Regions from separate parts of the Homo sapiens genome. Here region 1 is linked to region 2. The links are chromatin loops, found by intact Hi-C in ENCODE. Cell type or tissue: PC-3. All regions are shown on one strand. Links, peaks and the distances in the headings refer to the core of each region. The heading gives the core; the rest is flanking DNA.

What was found. Peaks named below come from ENCODE experiments on the same cell type or tissue, not always from the same donor. Only the 100,000 strongest peaks of a DNase experiment are listed, where the experiment ranks them.
Region 1: it touches region 2 in a loop (6-fold over the local background); 7 of 110 quality-filtered maps call a loop at or near these places.

What each region holds. Positions count from the first base shown.
Region 1 is chr2:228,694,586-228,703,395 of GRCh38, reverse strand. No RefSeq gene overlaps it. Among named protein-coding and RNA genes, the nearest start is that of LINC01807, 88 kb to the right of the region's middle. In PC-3, for the core only: CTCF peaks have their summits at 3,625 and 3,832; a DNase peak (open chromatin) is centred at 2,555; H3K4me3 peaks cover 861 bases; H3K27ac peaks cover 1,749 bases.
Region 2 is chr2:229,129,227-229,138,036 of GRCh38, reverse strand. The region is part of intron 2 of PID1 (phosphotyrosine interaction domain containing 1); the gene reads left to right. Among named protein-coding and RNA genes, the nearest start is that of PID1, 140 kb to the left of the region's middle. In PC-3, for the core only: CTCF peaks have their summits at 4,475 and 4,677 (motif pointing left); a DNase peak (open chromatin) is centred at 4,666; H3K27me3 peaks cover 572 bases.

The DNA of each region.
Region 1 (8,810 bases), core at 166-8,165, 430 kb after region 2:
TCATTCACTGCAGACAGCGTTTTCATGCCTTTAAGTTGTGGACAGATGGCTCAGTGACAGGCGATGGGTATTCATACGTGCAGGACTGCATCTCATTACACTCTAACAAGAAGATCGTAATGGAAACAATCAAAACCAAGCCTGGCTAATCACATGCAACAGACACTGATTTTTTTTTTTTTTTTAACTAAGGGCAAGGACATTTTCATGCAGTCTGAGAAATCTGATGATGGATGTTATTTTCATTATCTTTTATTTCTTTTGTTTTTTGAAAAGCTAAGTAAACCAATATAATTTAAAAACTAATTTCCAATTACATTACAGTTATTTTTATTATTGTTTTCCCACCATATTATTTTGGAGCAACCATCTCTTTTTCTTGATTACTATTTTATTATCTTTCTAGAAGTCCTTTAAAATGTCTTTTGTAAACCACTTTCTTCCCTTTAAGATGTGTGCAATCAATAAAGAAGAATCTTTCAGCACAACCTCCCAGTATCCTCATCAACAAAGTAAATTTGAATATGTAGCAAATACACAAGTCTCTACTTTAGTTTATAATGTAAAGTACATGATACCAGCCAGACTTTACCTATAAGTACATTAAAGAAAACCAGCAATCTCATATATTTTGTAGAACTCATTTAATTAAAAATATACATCCTGCCGGGCACGGTGGCTTATGCCACCCAGCACTTTGGAAAGCAGAGGCAGGCAGATTGCTTGAAGTCAGGAATTCCAGACCAGCCTGGCCAACATGGTAAAACCCCGTCTCTACTAAAAATACAAAAATTAGTGGGGCCTGGTAGCATGTCCCTGTAGTCCCAGCTACTCTGGAGGCTGATACAAAAGAATTGCTTGAACCCAGGGGATGGAAGTTGCAGTGAGCCAAGATTGTGCCACTGCACTACAGCCTAGTCAACAGCATGGTGAGACCCTGTCTCAAATACACACACACACACACACACAAAACAAACAAAAAATGCATTCATGCAAGACCCTTTGGTGAAAAAAGTTAGGTTTTTTTTTTTTTTTTTTCAAAATCATTAAAAACTTTAGAAATCCATGACTATTTTAAAGTGATCATTCTGTGGCCTGCAACCATCCTGGGACAGGTGAGCTATTAAGAAACGCTTTCATCCATAACAGGGAGCAAGTTTGGTAGCACTCTAAGTGTCATGAACACATGTGAAAGAAATTGAGTCAATAAGCCATGAGGGAGGTAAAAGGATGATAAATATTTCTCTTTGTAACTGAGGGCTCCAGCAAGACAGCAGGGGCTGATGGAGTAGTGAGGCTGAGTAGACACTGAGATCAAAGAGCATTCTGGAGCATCTGTTATGCACAATGTGTTAAGATGGGATAAGAATGGGACGAGGGTGAGGTGATCAAGAAGATAGACTCATCTGCAAAGTCCCTTGAGATAAACCCATAGAAATGCCAGATAAAGTAATCAGAGCATTATTTTCAACACATAGTTGAGGTACCAACAAAGAAGTGAAATCTTATAGCAGAAATAAACCACAGGGCAAATAACATGAACTGAGATACAGCTTTCCTGGAGGGGTGTCAGGGAAGGGCAATGATCAAACCAGGGGATTGGGCTCCCAGCTTTTTGTGGAACTAGGGAAAGAAACTTTCAGCCTGGGAGAAGCAGGTAATGATTAAAGAGAGCTAACACATTTGGCAAAGAACAACATTGTCTACCCTTTGCTGGCTGCAGGGGAAAAAATGCTTCTCTGGGAATTCTAAACCCCAGCCCTGTCCACTACAGTGATTTGAAGTGGGGAGGTATAAATATTCTGTGATTTAGAAACACAGAACACCAGAAATGTATATAAAACAGGATTTATAGGGCTGTGGAGATACTGTTGTGTATTTTGCCAAAGACAAATCAAAACTCCTTGAAACCATGCTGTCAGGATTTCCAGATAGAACTCTTTTTAAGTTAGGTTTACAATTCAAATTTATAAAACATGCAAGAGAACAAGGTTCAGTAAGCAAGAGACAGTGCACATGAAGTAGGACGGGTAGATTCCGAAGAATTTCCTATAAAATAATTAGCCATAAAAGTAGTAAAACAAATTTAAAATGATTAAAGTATAAAAGCAGGTGTGGAAACTATAAGAAAATGGCACTATAGCAAAATAGAAAGATCAATTAAAAATAATAAAAGATGTCTTAGAAATTTAAATCACAATTGTTAAAATTAAAGTCTCAATGAATGGGTAAAATTGTAGATTAGATACAGCAGAAGAAAGAATTGGTAAGAAGGAAGATAATCTAGACAGTAGTTCCCAATCTTGGCTGTATTTTAGAATCTCCTGGGAATTTTTATAAACCCCTGCGTCCAGCTTACACCCCAGACCAATTAGATCAAAATCTTAAGTAGGGAGAATCTAGGCATCAGTATTTTTTAACATTCTGTGGATTATTTTAATATGTGTGGTTGTTCTAACAACAGCTGCCTCAAGAACAGCACACAGGAAACTGAGTAATGAAAATACCATGAGAAAAATCCTCAAAATAACCACAAACACACAAACACTACGTCTTTTTTTTTTTTTTTTTTTTTCCTTCCAGACAGAGTTTCGCTCTTGTTGCCCAGGCTGCAGTACAATGGCGCCGTCTCGGCTCACTGCAACTTCCACCTCCCGGGTTCAAGTGATTCTCCTGCCTCGGTGTCTTTTTAGTTCTGTATTTATTGAGTGCATTTTCTGTGCCAGGCACTCTGCCAGGTACAGGAGACAAAAAGACAAATGAAATGCAAAAACGAAGAATTTTAAGATGCGTCACAAAATCCAAACCTACTAATGTGCTAATTCTAACAGGAAATTAGATGGCAGCTGAAATTTAGCTCTAATATGGAGAAAAAGCCTTGTAATAGATGTACATTCAGCAATATTACCTCATTGGGGTATGCATGTGCAACTATTGTTTATTTTTTTCCCAATAACTGAAATCTCACGGGGCCTCAGTCCTCTATAATCTTTGCTCCTTCTGCTGTGGGGTTCCTAGCAGCACCTCAACCATGGCCACTCACCCAAGTCTTCATAAGTGTCTTCTGCATCTCCCCTTTTCTGGGGGACACTTACTGCATTTTCCCATTGGGAGAGGAGAGAATAATCTCCCCATGAGGGAATTCCAGTGGAGGGACTTCTCCCCACTGAATTCACCATTTTGTTCTATTCCCCTGCTAATGTGTGGTGGTGGAGGGAAAATGTGGGGTAGTGGCTGGTGTTAAGGTCTGAACTGGAGCCTCTCAGGAAATCTCTGGGAAGGTGGATGAAGCCCAGTTATGACGATCGCATGATCTGAGAATGCGTCATTCTCTGCTTTAGGCCATGCCTCATCTGGAATCACTGAAAAGACATCACCTCACACCTGCATGGCAATGAGGAAAATGATACGTCAACAACCCAATCTTAAAAAAAAATTAAAAATAATAAATTAATAAACCTTTTCTGCTTGCCCGATCCTTTTTCCACAATTAATAATTCATAGTGCCAATTCAAAAAATTAACATTGTACTTGTTATTTTTTTCATTAATCTTGTAACATTCTTGAAATATTGAAAAATGCCAACATTTCAGCATTATTATTTGGAATGAATTTCACTATAAAATGTATAATGCTGGTATTATTTATAAACAATCTGACAGTGTTATCAATATTCTCTAAGTCACTAGTTCACTATAGTTTATATCGATTAAATAATTCAAGTTGAAGACCATATGACCAGACAAAGCACATCTCATTACAGCTAGAGCCCCGATTCCTACCATTTTCTGCATTATACTACCACATAGTGGTTCCTTTTATTGTGGTACACCGACTAGGCTAATACCTCATTTGCCGTTATCAGTATTGTTATTAAAAAAAAAATCAGTGGGACAACAGCCCAGACATTAACACGTGTCCACCATTATACAACACTGTTTATCTATATTAACAAAAGACTCATACAGTTATTTCAAAAATCATAATAAAAGAGAAAAACCCCAGTGATTTTATTAACCTTTCTGGATGAGCTCTGTTTAATAAAGCCCAACAATATTATATTTTAAGATATTTGATAAAAAATATAAAATCAGGGAGGTAGAGAGTTCATTAGAAATAATTTCTTTAAATCTGTCATTTTTACGTTTGAGAAAACTGAGGCCCAGAAAGGGAAACATAAGCATTTGTTGAAGGCCTCTAAGCTTGTTGGTAAATTCACGTGAAAACCCCAGGAACTGTGACTCACACCTAGGCTTTTTCTGTAATGTGTCTCTATACATTAAGAAAACAGCCTCACTGATTTATTGGCAAGAGTGTCAGTAAGTCATGGAAATAATTGGCAAAATGAGATAAGCTCAAACATTATTTTATGGGATAAAATTAAAGGTCACCTGAAACAACGTGACATGTATACCTTGAGGTATGCTTGCCTGAAAAGCAAAAGTCTCCAGGGGCATAAACTCAGGTTAGTGCCTCAGCTCAACGTGAAGCTCATTACCATCCTATAACTTAATAAAGACATGTTTATTTTACTAAGACTAAAGAGATATCACAGTTACCATATTTTTCAGTTATATGAAAGAAAGATATTTTATAAACCTTAGGAAAAATAGAGCTAGGTCAAATTATCTTTATTCTTAACATTTAACCCCATATTGAAACAAAGGAAAGCCGCTGTCAGGACAGTTTTTACTTTTTTTCCCCTCAAATCTTTTTGTACGTTTTTATATTACAACTTCTCAATAGAAAAACCTGTTGGTTACATTTTCATGCAGTTTGAAAATGTTTTGTGTAGTGTTAAATCATGTGAAATTGACAATTCCAAGTCATATTAAATATGTGATGTGAGTAGATACTGTACTAGAATAATTGAGAAAATATTACTATAGTTATTACTTTTCTTTAATCTGTTTAGAAAATCCTAAATTGAAAAAAAAGAAAATACATTTTTAAATGATCAGAAATGCAGTTGTGTGGGACTGCTTTTATTTAAAGATTTCAAATGTATGCTTTTAGAAAGATCAAGATTATCTTCTCCTTGTGTATAATAACTAAGTTAGAAGAGAACAGAAGGAGTGTTCTACATAAAGTGTGGCCCTGGTCATAAAACTAGGTGATAAAAATAAGAAACTCTTCATGATAGATAAATTACCTAAAGGTAAAAGGAGAAGACGGTATCAAGCATCCCTTAGGAACTGGTAAGAAATGTAAATGATCAGACCCCATTGTAGACCTCTTGAATCAGAATTCTCATAATGGGGCCCAGAAATCTATTTAAACACCCAGGTGATTGACTTGCATGCTTAAGTTTTAGCAGCAGTGATCCAGGACCAAGACAGACCTTCCTCCTGCTTTGTCTTCAGATAACTTATTCCTAAAGAGCAAAACCTCATTGTTAACACTGACTGTGACAGTCATCCACTTATTGTCTCTCAATTCCAAATTCACTCTCCATTCCTTATTCTGCAGTAACTGAGATGGGCCCTGTGGATAGTTCTCCTTTGTCAGCTGGTACAATATTGTCAGTAGGCGGTGCTGCTGTACGTTTGCTCTAGGGGGAAAGGGTTTATTTTCCTGGTTTTGGTGCACATCTCTCACTAGGTTCCTCCACCATGAACATTCACCAGGGCCCAGTTCCTGCAGTACAGGTTGGCCAGCATCATGTACAGCCAGCAGCTTCCCTGATACCTCCTCAGGCGTCATCACAGCAGAGTGCCACCAGTACATCACCTCTCCATGAATCAATTGCCCAGGAATCCCTCAGGTAGCTTTGCAATGAGTCCAGAGATGCAGCACCTTTTTGTGAACAGATGTTTCCTGGCAACCCAAAATATTAGGTTTCCCACAAGTTGCATCAGCAAAGAGACTGTGATTTCTCTCCCATCCAGTGACCATTGCACACCCTTTCCAACAAGGAATGCAATTCGCCCCTGAAGAGGTGAGAGACGTGGAGGTGGCTCCTTCCCAGGTTCTCCATCTTGGACCTAGAGGGTTGTAGCTGCTTCTAATGTTTGCTACTTCTGTATTATGTTTTTTTGTTTTTGTTTTTATTATACTTATGTTCTAGGGTACATGTGCACAACATGCAGGTTTGTTACATAGGTATACATGTGCTATGTTGGTTTGCTACACCCATCAATTCGTCATTTACATAAGGTATTTCTCCTAATGTTATCCCTCCCCCAGCCCCCTACCTCCTGACAGGCCCCAGTGTATAATGTTCCCTACCCTGTGTCCATGCGTTCTCATTGTTCAACTCCCACCTATGAGTGAGAACATGTGGTGTTTTCTTTTCTTTCCTTGTGATAGTTTGCTTAGAATGATGGTTACCAGCTTCATCCATGTCCCTGCAAAGGACATGAACTCATCCTTTTCTATGGCTGCATAGTATTCCATGGTGTATATGTGCCACATTTTCTTAATCCAGTCTATCATTGATGGACATTTGGGTTGGTTCCAAGTCTCTACTATTGTGAATAGTGCTGCAAAAAACATATGTATGTATATGTCTTTATAGTAGCATGATTTATAATCCTTTCAGTATATACCCAGTAATGGGATCGCTGGGTCAAATGGTATTTCTGGTTCTAGATCCTTGAGGAATCGCCACACTGTCTTCCAGAATGGTTGAAATAATTTACACTGTCACCAACAGTGTAAAAGTGTTCCTATTTCTCCACATCCTCTCCAGCACCTGTTGTTTCCTGACTTTTTAATGATCACCATTCTAACTGGCATGAGATGGTATCTCACTGTGGTTTTGATTTGCATTTCTCTAATGACCAGTGATGATGAGTATTTTTTCATATGGCTGTTGCCTGCATAAATGTCCTCTTTTGAGAAGTGGCTGTTCATATCCTTTGTCCACTTTTTGATGGAGTTGTTTTTTCCTTGTAAATTTGTTTAAGTTCTCTGTAGATTCTGGATATTAGCCCTTGGTCAGATTGGTAGATTGCAAAGATTTTCTCCCATTCTGTAGGTTGCCTATTCACTCTGATGATAGTTTCTTTCACTGTGCAGAAGCTCTTTAGTTTAATTAGATCCCATTTGTCTATTTTGGCTTTTGTTGCCAGTGCTTTTTGTGTTTTAGTCATGAAGTCTTTGCCCATGCCTATCTTCTGAATGGTATTGCCTAGGTTTTCTTCTAGGGTTTTTGTGGTGTTAGGTCTTACATTTAAGTCCTTAATCCATCTTGAGTTAAGTTTTGTATATTGTGTAAGGAAGGGCTTCAGTTTCAGCTTTCTACATATGGCTAGCCAGTTTTCCCAGCACCATTTATTAAATAGGGAATCCTTTCCCCATTTCTTGTTTTTGTCAGGTTTGTCAATGATCAGATGGTTGTAGATGTGTAGCGTTATTTCTGAGGCCTCTGTTCTATTCCTTTAGTCTATATAACATTTTGGTACCAGTACCATGTTGTTTTGGTTACTGTAGCCTTGTAGTATAGTTTGAAGTCAGGTAGCGTGATGCCTCCAGCTTTATTCTTTGTGCTTAGGATTGTCTTGGGTATGTGGGCTCTTTTTTGGTTCCATATGAACTTTAAAGTAGTTTTCTCCAATTCTGTGAAAGAAGTCATTGGTAGCTTGATGGGGATAGCATTGAATCTATAAATTACCTTGGGCAGTATGGCCATTTTCACAATATTGATTCTTCCTATCCATGAGTATGGAATGTTCTTCCATTTGTTTGTGTCCTCTTTTATTTCATTGAGCAGTGGTTTGTAGTTCTCCTTGAAGAGGTCCTTCACATCCCTTGTAAGTTGGATCTCTCAGCAGAAACCCTACAAACCAGAAGAGAGTTGGGGCCAACATTCAACATTCTTAAAGAAAAGACTAAACATACTAATCAACCCAGAATCTCACATACAGCCAAACTAAGCTTCATAAGTGAAGGAGAAATAAAATCCTTTAGAGTCAAGCAAATGCTGAGAGATTTTGTCACCACCAGGCCTGCTGAACAGAAGCACTAAACATGGAAAGGAACAACCGGTACCAGCCACTGCAAAAATATGCCAAATGGTAAAGACCATTGATGCTATGAAGAAACCACATCAATTAATGGTCAAAATAACCAGCCAACATCATAATGACAGGATCAAATTCAAACATAACAATATTAGCCTTAAATGTAAATGGGCTAAATGCCCCAATTAAAAAACACAGACTGGCAAATTGGGTAAAGAGTCAAGACCCATCGGTGTGCTGTATTCAGGAAACCCATCTCACATACAAAGACTCACATAGGGTCAAAATAAAGGGATGGAGGAAGATCTACCAAGCAAATAGAAAGCTAAAAGAAAGCAGGGGTTGCAATCCTAGTCTCTGATAAAACAGACTTTAAACCAACAAAGATCAAAAGAGACAAAGAAGGCCACTACATAATGGTAAAGGGATCAATTCAACCAGAAGAGCTAACTATCCTAAATATATCTGCACCCATTACAGAAGCACCCAGATTTGTAAAGCAAGTCCTCAGGGACCTACCAAGACACTTAGACTCCCACACAATAATAATGGGAGACTTTAACAACCCACTGTCAATATTAGACAGATCAACAAGACAGAAGGTTAACAAGGATACCCAGGGCTTGAACTCAGCTCTGCACCAAGTGGACCTAATAGATATCTACAGAACTCTACACTCCAAATCAACAGAATATAAATTTTTCTCAGCATCATATTGCACTTATTCTAAAATTTACCAAATAATTGGTAGTAAAACACTCTTCAGCAAATGTAAAAGAACAGAAATCACAACAAACTGTCTCTCAGACCATAGTGCAATCAAATTAGAACTCAGGATTAACAAAC
Region 2 (8,810 bases), core at 557-8,556:
TTCTGGGGAACGTAGTGTGAAGGGAATCTATACCCCTTTGTTTTAATTTGGCCCTCTTTGAACATCTGCACAAAGCAAAATCTTCACCTGTTCTACGTAGGGAACTGTCGATGGGTTTATTTGTCATCTGCACAGTCTCTCTTGTGAATATTCCAGTGTCTCAAACAGAACAATGGGGAGTTCATTCAGTCTGCTTTCAATGGCCTTGATGTGTGTATGTTTAAAAATTAGCCAAGCAAAGTGCTTCATTTACAGAAAGCATAACTCTTAGTGCTGGTTTATGGAGCTTAAATTACATGCATAATTGAAGCAGATGCATTTGACATAAATTCACCTATTCTGTGCACTTCTAAGTAGAAGAGTCTGCTTATCTTTATTGTTACTTTATTTATTTTTGTAAGTCTTTCAGCACCTAGAGATTGATTTACTTTACAGTGCATTACCTGCCTTCAGGACTTTGTTCATTTCTTTGCCTTGATTCATGAAATATTTTATTGAAACCATTAGTATCTAATTGGAAACATCAGATTGAATTTAGTGTCCTTGATTTGAAATGTAGTAAGTATTAAACGCTAGTCCTATGGTAAGAGATAAATGTCATCTTTACTGTGAGAAATTAACTTAAATATGTTTTATGGTAAAGAGTGATAAAAGGATAAGTAGGGATGCTCTATTTTCCACACTCAGGACCTCAAGTCCTTTTTGTTAAAACACACATGTCACAATTAAGCTACTTACTCATACAAATGAGTGTAGCGCATTTGACAGAAATCATTCTATTCTCTCTGCTCTTTTGTTCCTGGGATCCTCTCAAATGTATTAAGCAGAGCAGCTATTTATGAGGAATCAGAGAACTGCATTCCTCAATGCGGTTTATTTTACTTGAAACTGATAATGTATGCAGAGATTTTGTGATTAAAGAAAATAGATCATGAACTTGATTTTATTAGTGTTCTTAAATGTATAAAAAATAAAAATAGTCTCTCATCTTCCCTTTGCATTTCTCCCGCATTATGATGAGCAAAGTAAAGCTTAGTAGTAGGAAATACCCCCTTGCCTTAAGGGAGTTGGATTTTTCTGCTGCATAGACTTTAGTTTATGGCTCATTTCTCCAAGAGAAACATGTTTACCATAAAGATACGTGGTAAGTATTGGCATAGAATATATGAACCTGCTACTTAGTGTTCTCCATCAGTGCTGTTGTCCATTACGGCTGTGAATAGTTTTAAGTTAAAGGAGGGCAGAGAATTTCAAGAGAAGATTTGTCTGAATTTTCTCAGGGGATGACATAGCACTAATAATTTCCTTTGTCAATTTGTGTCCCTGAGGTTCTGGATAACTAGTCAATAGATTGAAATCAAAGAGAGAAAGTGCCGTTCCTTAATTGATTTTTAATGGAGGGTAAACAGTTCATTATCCTTAATTCAGTAAAGAGCAGAAGTTATTTTCATATGTAGGTAACTTGTTTAGAGGCATTAATGTATGGCTAAGTTTGAGAGGGGGAAAATTACACTTTTAAAACAATTATCTTTGTCTGGTAACCAGTGAAATACCAGAAAACACTGTTGTACCAGTTACATATTGTTGCATAAGAAATTAACTCAAAATTAATGGCTTAACACAGTAAACATTATCTCTCAGTTTCTGTGGTTCAGTAATCTGAGTTCAGGTTATCTGACCACCTGTGTCTCGGGGTCTCTCCTGAGGTTGTGGTCAAGCTGTTGGCTGGGGCATTGGTCTCATCAGAAGGCTCAACTGAAGGAGACTCCATTTCTAACCTCGTTCAGGTGATTGTTGGTGGGACCCAATTCCTTTCAGGTTGTTGGACTGATGGTTTCAGCTTCTTGCTGCCTGTTGGCCAGAGATTTCTCAGTTCCTTACCACAAAAGCCTTTCCTGGAGCAACTCAAAACGTGGCAGTTGGCTTTCATCTGAGCAAGCAAGTGAGACAGCAAGAGTGAGTGAGCAAGACAGACAACAGAGTTTTTTTGTAACCTAAACTTAGAAGTGGCATCTTAGAAGCAAGTCATAACCAAATCCATCTTATACTCAAGGCAAGAGTAAAAAGGCGTGGATTTTAGGTGGTGAGCCACCCTAACATTGTCAGAAGCCATCTTAGAAACTGCCTACTATGTTTACTGACCATGTTTTCAGACCTCATTCCATTAATTAATCAACAAGCACAAATTGAGCATGTTGCTAATAATCTGAGTTCTGCATGTCACATGATTGCTCTTCTCCCCTCTTAAACATGGCCTGTCCTTAGCTTCAAGTCTTTTTTTCTGCCCCCAGGTTCCTTCTGGACATGACATGTTTTTATGCCGTGCATCACTCCCCATCCACACATCCCTCAGTCCAGCGCTGTTTTGGATAACTGGATGTACTGAACAGTGGTTTTTCTATAGCCTCAGGTTTTACTGTAATTTTATCTGAACCTTTCTATACAATACTTTGCATCAGTGCCACCCAGGGAGAATGCTACTGTTTTCATACAATAGTCTATCTGGGTGTACATTTGCAGACCCCATAGCTCTCACTTCACAGCTATGATGTATCATTGTTTTTCTGTAAGTGTAATTCTGTCTCTATGAATTTGCCTATTCTGGATATGTCATACATATGGAATTATGCAATTTATGGCCTCATGAGTTTGGCTTTTTTCACTTAGCATAATACTTTCAAGGTTTCTCACTTTACTTTTACATGCCATTTCACGAATGCATGCTAGTCACAGGAAGAATTGAAAGACGATAACTTGAAGCATATGCCCCCTGAATGGTGGACAAGAGCATTGTCATCTCTGCGGGGGAACAAACCACGTGAACGATGCAAAACCCAAGAGAAAAGCAAGTGGAGGCTTTGCCAGTCAAGTTCATTTCTAGATTAGCCTCTACTGAGACAAGACCCTTCCACTTCTTCCCTCCATCATTCCCTCCTTCCTTTCTCACATCTTTCCCTCCTCTTCTCTTTCCCATCTCCTCTTATTTTTGCCTTCTCTCTCTTATTTTCTCCTCTTCTTTATTCCCCATCTTCGTTTTTCTTCTTTGTTTCTTCATTCTCTCTTATGTTCCCTTTGTGTGAGGGCAGAACTAAAATAGGTTAGTACATAAAATTTCTATTTGTGGGGATTTATCCCACGGACATAGTAAAAGTAATATACATTAACCTGTGATCAGGTGAAAAGTTCAATATATTGACATAAGAGATCAGCTAAAATAAGTATGGCATATCTCTTGGAAAGAATACTATATAGTCATTAAATCATGCTTAATACTGCCACATGACTCTAAGATTTTAATAAATCAAATAGTATTACATGTACTCTGCATTCATCTTTATGCCAAAAAAAAATAAGGTGATACCCTTGAAGTTAGAACAGTTATTATCATAGTATGGGACCATTCCTGGTGGCTTTTATTTTTCTTTGTACTTTTTTTAGCTTCAACATTTTTCAACAATGTTCACGCTTTAACTTTTGGAATCAGATAACAACAGTGGCCAGGTGTGGTGGCTCATGCCTGTAATCCCAGCACTTTGGGAGGCCAAGGTGGGCGGATCATGAGGTCAGGAGTTCGAGACCAGCCTGGCCCGCATAGTGAAACCCTGTCTCTACTAAAAATACAAAAAAAAAAAAGCCAGGAGTGGTGACAGGCGCCTGTAGCCCCAGCTACTTGGGAGGCCGAGGCAGGAGAATTGCTTGAGCCTGGGAGGCAGAAGTTGCAGTGAGCCAAAATCACACCACACCACTGCACTCCAGCCTGGGTGACAGTGCAAGACTCTGTCTCAAAAAAAAAAAAAAAAAAAAACACAGGTAGTAAACATTGTTATTGAAAGAATGCTAGTGGAATAGTTCAGTCTTTGGCAATGAAGCCAGAGATCGGCCTTTAGTATAAAGGAAGATCATTAGGTGACTGATGGTTCTCAAATGGGATGATTTTGTCCCCACGCAGGGGACATCTGGCAATGTCTGGAGGTACTTTTGGTTGTCACACTAGGGAAGTGATACTAGCTTCTAGTGGACAGAGGCCAGGGCTGCTGCTCAGCATTTTAAAATTTTTACAATGTATCCTTCTCTCCCTAGTTAAGAATTATCCAACTCAGGGAGGTGGGAGGGATAGCATTAGGAGATATACCTAATGCTAAATGATGAGTTAGTGGGTGCAACACACCAACATGGCACATGTATACATATGTAACAAACCTGCACGTTGTGCACATGTACCCTAAAACTTAAAGTATAATAATAATTAAAAAAAGAAAAAAAAAAGAATTGTCCAGCTCAAATGTCAATAATTCTGAGATTGAAAAACCTGCTCATTGGCTGGTTTAAATATTTTAAGTTATCTCATTGGCTCATATCAATGGAAGAGGTCAAATCAGTTGAGTTGTCGATATTGGGCATGAAGAATTAATTTACTTTCAGGTAACCTGTAACAATATGCTGACCTAATTATCGAAGGATTTGAGATGAAATCAAACTTCTGTACTCTTACATCTGCAATTCACATAGTTTTCATCTGGGTTGTGTATCTCAAAGGGAAGAAGCCAGGCAATAAATTTGAGGTTAGTCTGTTGATACTAATTTAGGTCACAGAATTCCGTGGAAGAAATTGGTAAAGGTGATTGCCGTAGGAGGACTACTCAAGTCACAGGGAATGAAGAGAGTTCTGGCTGAGGGAATAGTGCCACCTACTGAATTGTGTTTGTGTTTTCTACAGGTTCTAATTTATGCAGGCTTATGCCTGGAAGTGTTACTTTCCTTTATTGATCTTGCACATCTCCTTAAGTAGTCACTGCCAGAACTTTAAACAATATTTAGTTATTATCGGATCAAGGTGTAATTAGAAACAGCTGTGAACAATTGCATACCATCCAGCTCCTGAAGTAGCAAACTAAATTGTACTTGGCCTTGGATTGATTAATACAGATTGTGTCTAGCAATCAAAATAAATCCGTCTCCAGGTAGAGTGCCAGGAGCCATCTTACCAAGATAACACAGAAAGATTAAAAATGCATGAAATGCACCATTTCCTAATGTCGCCAGGTTAAAAAAAAATTAAAGCACAAAGCATTGGCTACAACAAAATTGTCAACATTTTTATCCTTTTTCAAAATTTCAGCCTTGATCTTTACTTTGTGTATTTATGAAAGCATATTTAGAATTCTCTCATCTTTCGCCTAAGTATTTAAAAAAAATCTCTACAGTGCAGTGCATACATTGTAATATACCTATTTAATAATGACAGCATTTTTAGTTAATTTGAAAAATCATTTGGAATTACATATTGAATTGGGTGGGTCAGATAATTTGTTACCATGGTGAATCTCTTCATTGGAATTAAAGAGTTTGTCTCATAAAATTATATGCCTCTGTGTAATATGTTAATTAATGCTCCTAATCAAACATTTAATTACATAATGAGCCTGGATTAATTTGTAACCTGAATCTAAAAGCTAATTCATATAAAATTCAAAATAGTATGTATGAGAGAGAAACTAAGAATTTCTAGCACTTGAAACTTTGTTTTGAAGTTCTAGCAATCCAAGCCGGTAATAAGCAGAAGGACTTCTGGCCAGTTTCAAGGCCAGAAAAGCCGGCAGTGATAGTGACACCGAAAGCTGGATCTCTCATGTTCTTATGCTGAATCATGTGGTTCGAAAGGCAGTTTTATAATGTCGACTGTTTTCTCTGGGATCGTGATAGCCCATCCTGTAAGTACAAAGGAGCCAGAGCTTGAAGGGGACCCCTTCTTCCTGATGTCACACATGGAACATAGATGGTTGTGGTCCTCAGAAGCTCATTGGAGCCATGACCCCAAGGAGATAGAACAAGGCTTTGTCTATTAATTCTTTATCCCCTGAGATAATAAGTGTATCCTTCCTTTCTTATAGCCAATTTTAAGCCTTCCATCTCCCAGAAGTGAGCAGTCTATATACCTTTAAAAGGAGATGGTTCTACCACGTGCCATCATCTGGAGTCCCTGGAAACAAAGAAGTGAATATTCAAGAAACCAGATGCGAGAACTATAAAGATTGTTACTGTCTACATTGCTCTTTTCTAAGATAGCTTAATCCTGCTCTAGAGAGGGTTTGCTCCCAGACAGAAGGATGATAGTACTAGATCATAACTAATCTTCTGCCCACCCTCATGTCACTGTTGTTTAACAATGACTGATATTGAGATAAATGAATATTTAGCACATCTTTCCACCGAGACGGAGTCTTGTTGCATTTTTCACAAAACAAACGCTTTTAAGAAGTGAACGTTGCTTGGCTGATCTTCATCATTTATTCAAGCTGAAATCTTGGTTTTTAATTTACAAATAGGATTAATTACTGAAATTCGTATCTAGTGTGAATATTTGATGATGACTTTTGGAACAATGGACATTTTGCCTAAGCTATGAAATTAATTATTAATACTTCTAAACTTTAGCCAAAATGGTGATTTTCACATGTGGAGATTCTTTACTCTTTTCACATGACTTTGTTCTCATAGAAAAATGTGGCTGGCCATGGTGGCTCACACTTGTAATCCCAGCACTTCGGGAGGCTGAGATGGGTGGATCACCTGAGGTCAGAAGTTTGACACCTGCCTGGCCAATGTGGTAAAACCCCATCTCTACTAAAAATACAAAAATTAGCCAGGTGTGGTGGCACATGCCTGTAGTCCCAGCTACTTGGGAGGCTGAGGCAGGAGAATAGCTTGAACCCGGGAGGTGGAGGCTGCAGTGAGCTGAGATCGCAACACTGCACTCCAGCCTGGGAGACAGAGTGAGACTCTGTCTCAAAAAAAAAAGAGAAGAAAAGAAAAGAGAAAAGAAAAGAAAAGAAAAGAAAAATGTAGTATTTATTTAAAGTGTTTATGCTCCGATGTTATAGGCTGTATCGTGACCCCTCAGAATTGAAGTCTTAACCCTCAGTACCTCAGAATGTGAGCATATTTGGAAATAGAGTAACTGAAGATATAATTAAGTTAAGATGAGGTCATATTGGAGTAGGGAGCGACCTTGATCCGATATGGTGGGTATCTTTATAAAAAGTGGAAATTTGGGCACAGGCGTGCACCCAGGGAGAATGCCATCATGTGAAGATTGGAGTTACACAGCTACAGGCCAGTAACTGCCAGGAGCTCTGAGAGAGGCCCAGAACAGGTTTTTCCCTAGCCCTGGCCTGCCAACACCTTGAGCTTGGATTTCTAGCCTCCAGAACTGTGAGAAAATAAACTTCATTTCTGGCAGACCCAGGAAATAACCCATCAGACATTGCAGACGTTGCCACTGAGTTTAGCTAACACTGGGGGCATCTGCTTTGTATCAGAGCCGAGCTAGGTGCTGATGACGCAAGATGAATTAAGCCCTCCAGGAACACAGTCTAGTGGGGGAGGTGAACAGACATGGATTGAGAACTTTGACGAGCCTCTAAATTCATAGTCACCAGCTTCAACTAGACCCATGAAACTGCCTGACAAGCCTACGAGTTTCCTCATTAACTTGCTCCGCCACATCCCTCAGTGGCTGTTCAAATCACCACTCAACAAATGATCTTTTCCTATCTCTCATGTGGTAGTTTTAAAAAATAATTTATTTAAAGACTTTTCTATGTTTTCTTTAAAAAAGTAAACTCAGAACTTTCCAGAAAGGCAGAGTTTCCTTTTCTTGCTGTCACTGTCCCCCAGGCATCACTTTGCGCCAAGCTTCTGGTCTCTGAGAAGCGCTGGGACTTGCACGTTCTGCAGTGAAAGTTCTGCCTGCCCTGAGAATGCAAGGACGGGTGTCTGCAGCATTCCAGGTGGGCTGAGGGCTGTCTGGCTCTCCAGACAACTCCTTATCAATGCTCTTTGTGACACAGAGAGTTAGTCAAAGTTGTGATTCACCAGTTTAATTACAACCAAAGTTCAAGTGTATTATGTGTAACAGCTTTTAACGCTGTTCAGTAAAAGCGAGCTGAGATTTATTCTGGTGATAAAGCTGAACAAGTACAGGGTTGCCAATGGCTCTTTAAGAGCTAAGTGTCCTTGAGAAATGTTTCTTTCTTGGTGTGACCGTTTCAGTTTCTGGGTGGAGCTGGTCATAGCTTCTTTGCTATAATTTGTGTGAGCGATGTTGCTGGTAAGTTGCCATGGTTACTTGAACCCACTGGGCAGCAGGACAGATTTTCATTATAACGAATGTGAACACGACTAGAAGCCGTGGGTGCTAGTCTCCGGAGGAGCCACCTCCCTTGTTAGCTCATGCAGTCAGCCCCTGCCCAGTGTACATGAGCAAGAGAAACATCTAGTTTGGTTCTCTCTGCTCATCTTAGGGAAGAAACCATGACTAATATGGGGGGAAAAGGGACAAATAGATTGTTGCTAGAAATGTGCTTCTTGATCATACTTGTGCATAACTACTCTTCTGAGATAGTAATGATAAATGCTTTCTAAGCAATTTGGATTCAGTTTAATATAGTTATCCAGAGCCCAATATGTTATCCAGTTGAGGAGAACTGCCAGGCAATGAAATGAAAATTAAGATACTTATTACCATAGTCACATTTAGGTTTGGGTGTGTAAAAGTAGCTGTGATTGCTGATATGGAATTTGCAATAAATGAGCCTCTCTCTCTCTTTTTTTTTTTTTTTTTGAGATGGAGTCTTGCTCTGTTGCCCAGGCTGGGGTGCAGTGGCGCAATCTCGGCTCACTGCAAGTTCTGCCTCCCGGGTTCATGCCATTCTCCTGCCTCAGCCTCCCGAGTAGCTGGGACTACAGGCGCCCGCCACCATGCCCGGTTAATTTTTTGTATTTTTAGTAGAGATGGGGTTTTAAATGAG